Linked DNA regions of Homo sapiens: region 1 is linked to region 2. Evidence: chromatin loops called from intact Hi-C (ENCODE). Cell type or tissue: PC-9. All regions are shown on one strand. Each heading gives the region's core, and the rest is flanking DNA. Links, peaks and the distances in the headings are about the cores only. Region 1 overlaps C5orf46 (chromosome 5 open reading frame 46). Region 2 has its middle 52 kb from the start of SPINK5.

Evidence for each region. A loop is a pair of places that touch in the nucleus more often than their neighbours do. Peaks named below come from ENCODE experiments on the same cell type or tissue, not always from the same donor. Only the 100,000 strongest peaks of a DNase experiment are listed, where the experiment ranks them.
Region 1: it touches region 2 in a loop (4-fold over the local background); 1 of 110 quality-filtered maps calls a loop at or near these places.

Annotation. Positions count from the first base shown.
Region 1 is chr5:147,890,445-147,894,773 of GRCh38, reverse strand. C5orf46 (chromosome 5 open reading frame 46) reads left to right here. Exons shown (of 4, transcript NM_206966.3): 4 at 1,835-2,052. Among named protein-coding and RNA genes, the nearest start is that of SCGB3A2, 14 kb to the right of the region's middle. In PC-9, for the core only: no CTCF peak of the experiment used is centred there; DNase peaks (open chromatin) are centred at 763 and 1,853; H3K4me3 peaks cover 609 bases; H3K27ac peaks cover 3,027 bases.
Region 2 is chr5:148,009,975-148,014,380 of GRCh38, reverse strand. No RefSeq gene overlaps it. Among named protein-coding and RNA genes, the nearest start is that of SPINK5, 52 kb to the left of the region's middle. In PC-9, for the core only: no CTCF peak of the experiment used is centred there; a DNase peak (open chromatin) is centred at 2,420.

The DNA.
Region 1 (4,329 bases), core at 1-4,000, 120 kb after region 2:
TCCCTTTTTTTTTTTTTTACACATTTCTTTAATGCTTCTTTAATCCATACCTACTATATCAATCAGCCAATGCTACCAAAATGAATAACTAGCTGGCTGTTGAGAAGTTTATGGACTCAGCAATCACATAGCTCTGTGTATCTCATAACTGTGGAAGGAAATGATAAAGTTATGCATAAAGGGGCCTTGGGAATGCCTTGGAAAAGATAAGAAGGAATATCTGGAGGAGGGGATAAGCATTATGAATGCTCTACAAATAAGGTGAACTCTGAGAGAAGAGATTCTACACACAACCTGATATGATGAGTAGAGAGAGGTACAGTATTTGGAAAAATATCCAATAACCGAATACCTGGTTCATCTGAGAACCTCTCAGCCTCTACTGAACAACATTGGCATGATTTTTACTGGCTTTAATATTTTCAATAAAATTAAAATTTTAACTCCATTTGTCCTGCATTGTTTAAAACCATATGAATTCAAGTCATCTTTTTTTGTGTCTTAAGTCATTTGATATTTTAAGTATAAATTTTCTTTCCTGCTTAAAAACAAATTTGGACAAACCTCACTAGATTACTAAAATTATCAAAAGAGGTAATGGATAGAAAGTCACTTTATGAATTCTTAATTTTTATACAAGTGTTTTGGATTAAGGCAAAATGTACTATAGGACACACTAGACTTTTATGCTTAGACTTGCTCAGTCAGAACTTCCTAGGGAGGGATCTAGGAATAAGTAAGTCAGACAGGAAATTCCAGTGCACCTGATAAGCAAAATTGCCCGTGGCCACAATGTCACTTGATTACGTTTTCATGAAGTCTTATGGAAAATTTTTCTTTTAGAAATCAGGCAAAAAAAAAAAAAATATGCCTTCCCTAAAGTCAGATTCCTCTTTTCTGCTTATAAGATTTATGTGATGGCTGGGCATAGTGCCTCATGCCATTACAGGTGCCTACCAAATCCCAGCGCTTTGGGAGGCCGAGCGGGCAGATCACCTGAGGTCGGGAGGTGGAAACCAGCCTGACCAACATGGAGAAACACTGTCTCTACTAAAAATACAAAATTAGCCGGGCATGGTGGCACATGCCAGTAATCCCAGCTACTCATGAGGCTGAGGCAGGAGAATCGCTTGAACCAGGGAGGCAGAGGTTGTGGTAAACCAAGATCAAGCCACTGCACTCCAGCCAGGGCAACAAGAGCGAAACTGTGGCTCGTAATCCCAGCACTTTGGGAGGCTGAGGCAGGCAAATCATGAGATCAGGAGATCGAGACCATTCTGGCTAAAACTGTGAAACCCTGTCTCTACTAAAAATACAAAAAATTAGCCAGGTGTGGTAGCGGGTGCCTGTAGTCCCAGCTACTCGGGAGGCTGAGGCAGAAGAATCGCTTGAACCTGGGAGGCAGAAGCTGCAGTGAGCCAGGATCACAGCCACTGCACTCCAGCCTGGGCAACAGAGAGGGACTCTGTCTCAAAAAAAAAAAAAAAAAAAAGATTTATGTGACTTAGTTTTTTTCTTTTTCATCACCTATCTATCCAGAAACTCAGTGAAACTGGTGACTCAACTTATCCTTAGGAGTTTATTCAATGTACATTCTCCCTTCATTCTTGTTTCTGATTCTTTCTTTATATACTCTGAATTTTTGCTTTGTTGTTTTTGTTGCTCATTTCCTCAAGAATGTATTATAGTTGATTTTATTATGAAACCTCTTCTATTTTAAAGTGCAGAAGCATAAAAATTTTAAGGGAAAGGTTAAAAGTTATTTGGTTTATTTAACGTCTTAAACCAGCTCTACTTGGTAATTGTTTTCCTCTCTTTGGCTTGTGTTTCAAAGGACACACCCATGTGGCTCCTGGACAATCCAAGAGCAGCCAAATCCTGCTTTTCCAGTTTGGCTCCACAAGTCCTCCAGGACAGAGCCCTCAAAGCAACTCCCAACGAGTTCTCAGGATTCAGGCTCTGGCTTCAACCAAACAGAACTCATTTTGAACACCCTGACTGCATTTTTGCTTTTAGAAAGTTAGAATAAATATGGCGCTTTGGGATCACATAGTTGATGGAGAGGATTTGTGTTGCTATTAGTAATTTTTTCTGGCCATGTTTAAAGTTTTAATGATGCAAATATATATCTCTTGGTGAATATTTATATATTTATATATTCAACAGGATAACCAAAGAATGGTTCAAAATAAGAGGACTAAAGCCCAGATAATGTAGCAAGTTCGAATTCACAGAGCCAATAAGTGACAGAAAGAGGATTAAAACCTGACCTCAAAACAAGCTCTCAACTCCTAAAAATGTATGCAATTTCAGAGTTAAAAGTTTTACACATCTTTTTTAGAAAGTATTTTAAAACTATCTGAGCCCACTCTCCTATGCTAGTAAACTTAAAAACTGACCTTTTTAAAATTAATAAAATCATTGCCTTCCCACAGAGTCACTATTTTTCTCATAAAATAGCAGTGTCAGGGATGGAAGAGTCATTGAAATGTTTAGTTGCAGGCCTTTCGTGCCACCACCTTATTACACAGAGGTGGATCCTCTGCAGCCATGGCTATGGTTCTTGCCCACTTACCAGAAGTAAAATGTGACATAGCAGAGCTAGAAATACAGTAATCTCCCAGAATTGTTTACTGTGGACAGTAAGACAAGACTGAAATCTTATTATAGAGCAAGATGCCAGTTAAAGCAGTGCTCTAATCTAGAATAAAGTTTCTATGTGCTTCTACTGAGTTCTCAAAAGCTATCTTGGGTTTTGTCCTTCCCAAACACATAAACTCTGAAAGTAACTCAAATGTATGTTTAATAAATGTTTTGTTTGTCTGTCTTCCTGTTTTTACTTAGCCAGAAGAGGTGTGCATGCAGCACAAATAATTTTAATAATACAGGTAGATAAACCAAGAGTGAATTCCTACTAAATGTTGAAAAATGCATGTTACTTTCTACAATAAATTCAGACAACTCACACTCTGCATTTTCTAGGGATTGTGTCAATTTCAAATATCACATCCCACTTAACTAAATTACTTAGAATGTCTATTATATTCAGTATCTGGCACACAAACTGCTTCTCCCCATCAAATGTGGCTGCAAAATCTCTTTTCCAATGTTGACTCACTGATTTGTGCCTAGATAACATATTTACTACAACTATATTAATTAATACACTACTTATATGTGAGAAACATACTCTACCAGAACTTTCCTGCCTTTATCTTCACCTGTCTATTGTACATTTTGAAATCACTTTTTCATGTTGAGGGTTGGGAAAGTGCCATATCAATACAAGATTTGGTAAATTCCTAACGGGTCGCTGACAAAGATCTCCAACGATCTATAGAGATTTTGAAGATTTCCCAACTGCTTTACAATGTGTGTTTCCTCTTCCTCCCCTTCATTGCCTTCTTCCCCTACCCTCCAATAAGACCCATGTCTTCAGCCAGCAGGTACACCTGTTCTTAAAGATCAAGAATCTCTTTCATCTGCATAGAATTTTTCTTTTGGGACTCTTTCCCAGTATCATCTCCTTGTAATCTCATAACTGCAATGCGATTGAAGTGAATTAGGGAGGTATTGTTTTCTGCATATGACAGGTGAAGAAACTGAGGCTCAGGAGGCTGATTGGTATCATGCCTAAGATACCAAAATTGGTAGAGGCTACATGGGAGCTCCAGCCAAGTGTGTCTAACTCCCAGCAGAGAATTCCCCTGTGACATGCTGAGGACACAATCTACATCATCACTATTCTGTCCCAAATCCCAAACTTTCTATCATGACTCAAGTGCTTGAGGGAATTTATGCTTGACTTTTTACAGAAATGCTGAGTAGATAGAGTAATTCTATTTAAATAAAATTCAATTCAGATTAATTCCTTCTGCCATTTCCCATCTCATTTGAAACAAACACTTCATTTAAAAATTTCTTTACAATGTGGCAAAGATCCTACCTGAGTTATTCACTTCCCTTCCTTTCTCCTACTCATTAGCTTTCTCTTTTCACTCCAGCCATATTGGGATCCTTGTCAGTCTTTAAATAGTCCAAGTATGTTCTTTTTATAGGGCCTTACATTTCCTCTTCCCTGTGCCTAAATTACTCTTTCGCGAGGTGGCCACATGGCTTGCTCCTTCATTTCTTAAGGTCTTGTACTAAATATCACCTTCTCAGTGAAGCCTTCATTGATCATTTTATTTAAAACTGCATCTTCTGCCCTAATACGTCTATATTCTTTGGCTGCTTAATTTTTCCTCCTATGGATATATATTTTTTAATATATGTCTTTTAACACAATGTTAAAACTTTATTTATTTCATTCCTTTTTCTGCCTACCTT
Region 2 (4,406 bases), core at 74-4,073:
CTGGGTGGTTCTAGACAGGAATCAGGAAAGGAAAAATTCTGTTAATGGGATTGAAAGTTTACTGTGGTAAAACAGATTTTTTCCAAGGTTAGCCTAGGTTTCTCAAACTATTTTTGGATGAGCCATGTCAACATCTGACCAGGCCCCAGCATAGCAGATGCAATCAACACTGTTGATGAAAACTCAGGAAACATGGAGGTTTCGCCCAACCCTTGGTATTTTTCACTGAAAACTTCTAAGTGGACAAGAAACCTCCATAGACAACTCATTCTGTACCCTTGCTTGGAGACACTGTTCCCTCCACTTGGCTTCTCAGAGCGGTGTAGAAACTAAGTAGGAAGGGCCTCAAGTGGCATCTCTCCCAATGCCTTCATTTTATAGGTGATGCAACTGAGGCACAGAAAGAATAAGTGACTTGCCCAAGCTCACATAGTGAGTCATTGTCAAAGCTGAGGCACAAGAACCCAATGTACTCTTCCTTCCTCTCAGGAGTTATATAATTCATGTTTTTCTTATTATTATTTTATATCTTATGTTATTAGCATGCTACAAAAGAGTAGTCAATTTGAACTACAGCAAATGAAAGCAAGATACTAGGATGATTATTGTGTTTTGAGCATTGTGAATGTTTCCTTTGGTGAGAAGGAATGGTGAAAAATTGATATATTCAACTGGCTACCATTTTTCTGTTTCCTTTTTTTTTTTAAGAGTATGAAATGACGAACTGATCAACTAATTAATCAAATGGAGGATTAGTCCTTAAATTAAAGGTAGGTTAGACCAGACCACTTTAAGATCCCTGGAAACATTGAGACTCTACGACCCTGGATAGAGAAGGGCGTGAACCCTGGACTCTGAGTCCAAAATTACATATCAGTTGAAATCCCAACTCAAACTTAACCAGTTTAGATCAAACTCTTTCTGTAAAGAAAAAAAAAAAAAAGCAGCATCATACTCCTTTTGTTTAAAGAAAAAAAAAAAAAAACCTGACCAGCTCTGCAACCATGGATAAATCAGTTAATCTTTCTGAGCTTCAGTTTCTTTACTCAGATAAAAAGACCAATAAGCCCTATATAAGCCTCAAGGTTATAAGAAACATATGAAGTTGTGTATTTAGCAACAATTTTATTCTGCATTAATATTAGTCTATACAGTAATTATAAAAATTCAGATACTACATATGTATGTATATATTCATATATATGTATGTGTGTATGTCTATATTTATGTATATATATGTGACTATGCATGTACCTATTTATGGACACATACACGTACAAATGTAGGTATGTATATTCATACATATTTCTGCTTTGGCTCTGTGCCCAGCTTAACAAAACTGCACCCTCTTATTATAGCAGCACTCCCATAGGGTGTACCATACCTGTTTCAATTTTACTTCCTATGAACAATCATCTCCTTCCCCTTCTTCCTGCATGTTTCTGCCAAGGTTCACACAGCTGACATTCGTGGAGGTGAAATGGCTCACCTCGTTTGCCTATGGCTATTAAGTCTTAGCATTCTGATTTTCAGCATTCCATTTTGTGATTTAAGTTTCAAGTGACTTTTTAAAAGAACAAATAAGTTTTGCATATATTTTTGCTTATTTTTTCCAACCCCTGCCAGAATTTTCTATAGAAAATACATGTGCATTTTTTCCTTATGGGATTTCATTATCAATCCTAGATATGAAACTTTTGAATTAAAGGCCTTTGAACTGAGGATGTGGTCATTTTCCAGTCTTTAATTTACAGATGAGACAGGAATAATCAGCTATAATCCTCTTGGTGTATACAATGTCTAGCATAAATTAGGGGTTCAAGATTTGTAGAAGTGACATTTTCATGCTGAAGTACTATTAGCATTGAAAGTAAATGAGAAAAAAAAACTGGTAAACTTAGAAAAGGAGAAAGTTCCTCAAATTACTGCCTGGGAAGTGCTTTTCTTATTTACAAAGCCCTTTTACTTACCATATCTCATTTCAGCCTCATAACAACACTCCTAAAGAGGCAAGTCAGGGTGGGATTTTTGTCATTTTACAAACAGGCATCTAAAGTTTAATAAGGTTAAGTATTTTGCCTGAGGACTCCTGTATAGGAACTGGAGAAGTCCAGACCTAATTAAGGACTTTCTCTAAAACATAAACTTTATTTTCCAGGACTCAATATCAGCTGTTTCTTTACTTTTTGTTCTCAAAGCATCCTATATTAACATTATCAAATAATTTTGAGAATTCCACAACTCAAAAGTTGTATCTCTATTTATGCAGTCAAGCCATAATACCTAATGTGCATGTGGACTCCAGCAGCTTGCAAAACCTGAGGAACCCCTTCTTACCACAGAAATTTGATTCCCTTTATCAGGAACCACTATGTTAACATAGTTTGCAAAGTGATCTATTTGAAGGGAGCCTGTTTCAATTACAAGATCTTAATCAGCAAGAGATTTATCATCTCACATAACAGGAAGTCCAGAGGTGGAGCAAGCCTCAAGACTGGGTGACTCAGTAGCAAGGTTTGCATCATCCTCAGGCTGGAGGTCAACTGGTTGCAGTAGTTCCAGGCATCAAACCACAGGAAAAAAAAATCATCTCTCCTTCAGGAATTGTAATTCCTAGAAATTTTTACAAAAAGCTTATGGCAGACATCCCATTTACCTGTGTTGAGTTTAGGTAATTCTAAGCTAATCACTGGCAAAGTCAGTAGAATTTCCCTCACATCACTCAGGTCCAGCCTGGAGCTTCTGGTAAGACCAGCTTCTCTGGAAGCACAGGGCTACGAAAGAGATGAATAGAGAACGAAATTAGCATCTGCTAGCTGAAGAGTGATATACATGCCGAGTAAAGAAATAACAGTGCTTACTAGAGGACAACAGGTGGGTGTATCTGCAATGTAGGAACAGGACCCACATGAAAGAATGCTTCAGTGGAAGTCCTCATATTAGACAATAGAAGTTGCTTCATAAATGTCTTTAAAACATATGCCCAGGCCGGGCACGGTGGCTCACGCCTGTAATCCCAGCACTTTGGGAGGCCAAGGAGGGCGGATCACAAGGTCAGGAGATCAAGACCATCCTGGCCAACGTGGCGAAACCCCATCTCTACTAAAAATACAAAAATTAGCTGGGCATGGTGGCACGTGCATGTAATCCCAGCTACTTGAGAGGCTGAGGCAGGAGAATAGCTTGAACTAGGGAGTCGAAGGTTGCAGTGAGCCGAGATTGCTCCACTGCACTCCAGCCTGGCAACAGAGCCTGGTGACAGAGTGAGACGCCATCTCAAAAAATAAACAACAACAACAACAACAACAAAATATGCCAATACCTGACATTTTAGGGCAGGAATACAATAAATGTCTTTTCGTAGTTTATTAACTTGAATGACAGAAAATTATCATTTATAAAAGATGCAAGAACCGCAATAACAGCATATCAGTTTTAGTAGTAATTCATTCACAAAATTCATCAATTAACAAACTCACTGAGCAAGTGCTATATGCCGGATAACATTCTAGGTACTGGGCATACTAACATAAATAAATCAATGTGTGTATTGATGGTTGAGGCAAGATAGATGGAAATTATTATAATATAATGTGTTTCTTCTTATACTATACAAGTATGGAAGGATGGACTCATACATTTGGTTTAGGCTAATGGATGTGTGCATACGCTGATTAAGAGAAATTATTAATAAATGTAATATAGAAATGTATGCATACTTTCATCTTACCAATATTAGAATGGAGAATTTTTATTGTTGACCCCATTATGTAGAAATGATTTCAACAGTCTATGCATTATAAACTTTATACTCTAGTTGAAAATGGAATTGCATAAAGACATGGATCAGTAGCATGGCTAGTTCCCCAAGTGCAACTCTAACAAGATCAGTGCAAATGACAGTTAGCTAACTACAAGCTATATTTGCTAAAGATTTGACAGGAAACTCTCTATAAAGAATATTCTGATAATTTAAAGATGGAGCCCAATGTTTAGTTAAAAATTAATGATAATAAGATCCCTTGTAGTAAGTACTTAGACACTTTACAAATAAAGTCTTAATTATCAGAAATCCCTGAAGTAGGTATAATTATTATTATCACTGCTTTTTACAGATTGGGAAACTGAAACTCAAAGGATGTTAAGTAATTTGCCCCAGGTATATGAGCAATGACAAATGAAAGATCTGAACCCAGACTCTTCTGTCTCCAAAGCCTATGCTTATGTTTTTCAAAATGTGGTCTATGGTCAGCTATATCAATGGCATTTGGGATACTTGTTAAAAATGCAAACTCTTTAGTCCCATCCTGGACCATCAAACTAGAATCTTTGAGATGGAGCCAAAAGTTGTGCATTTCACTGGGTTTTTTGCCTACTATCTATTAACACATTGCTGTGCTACTCTG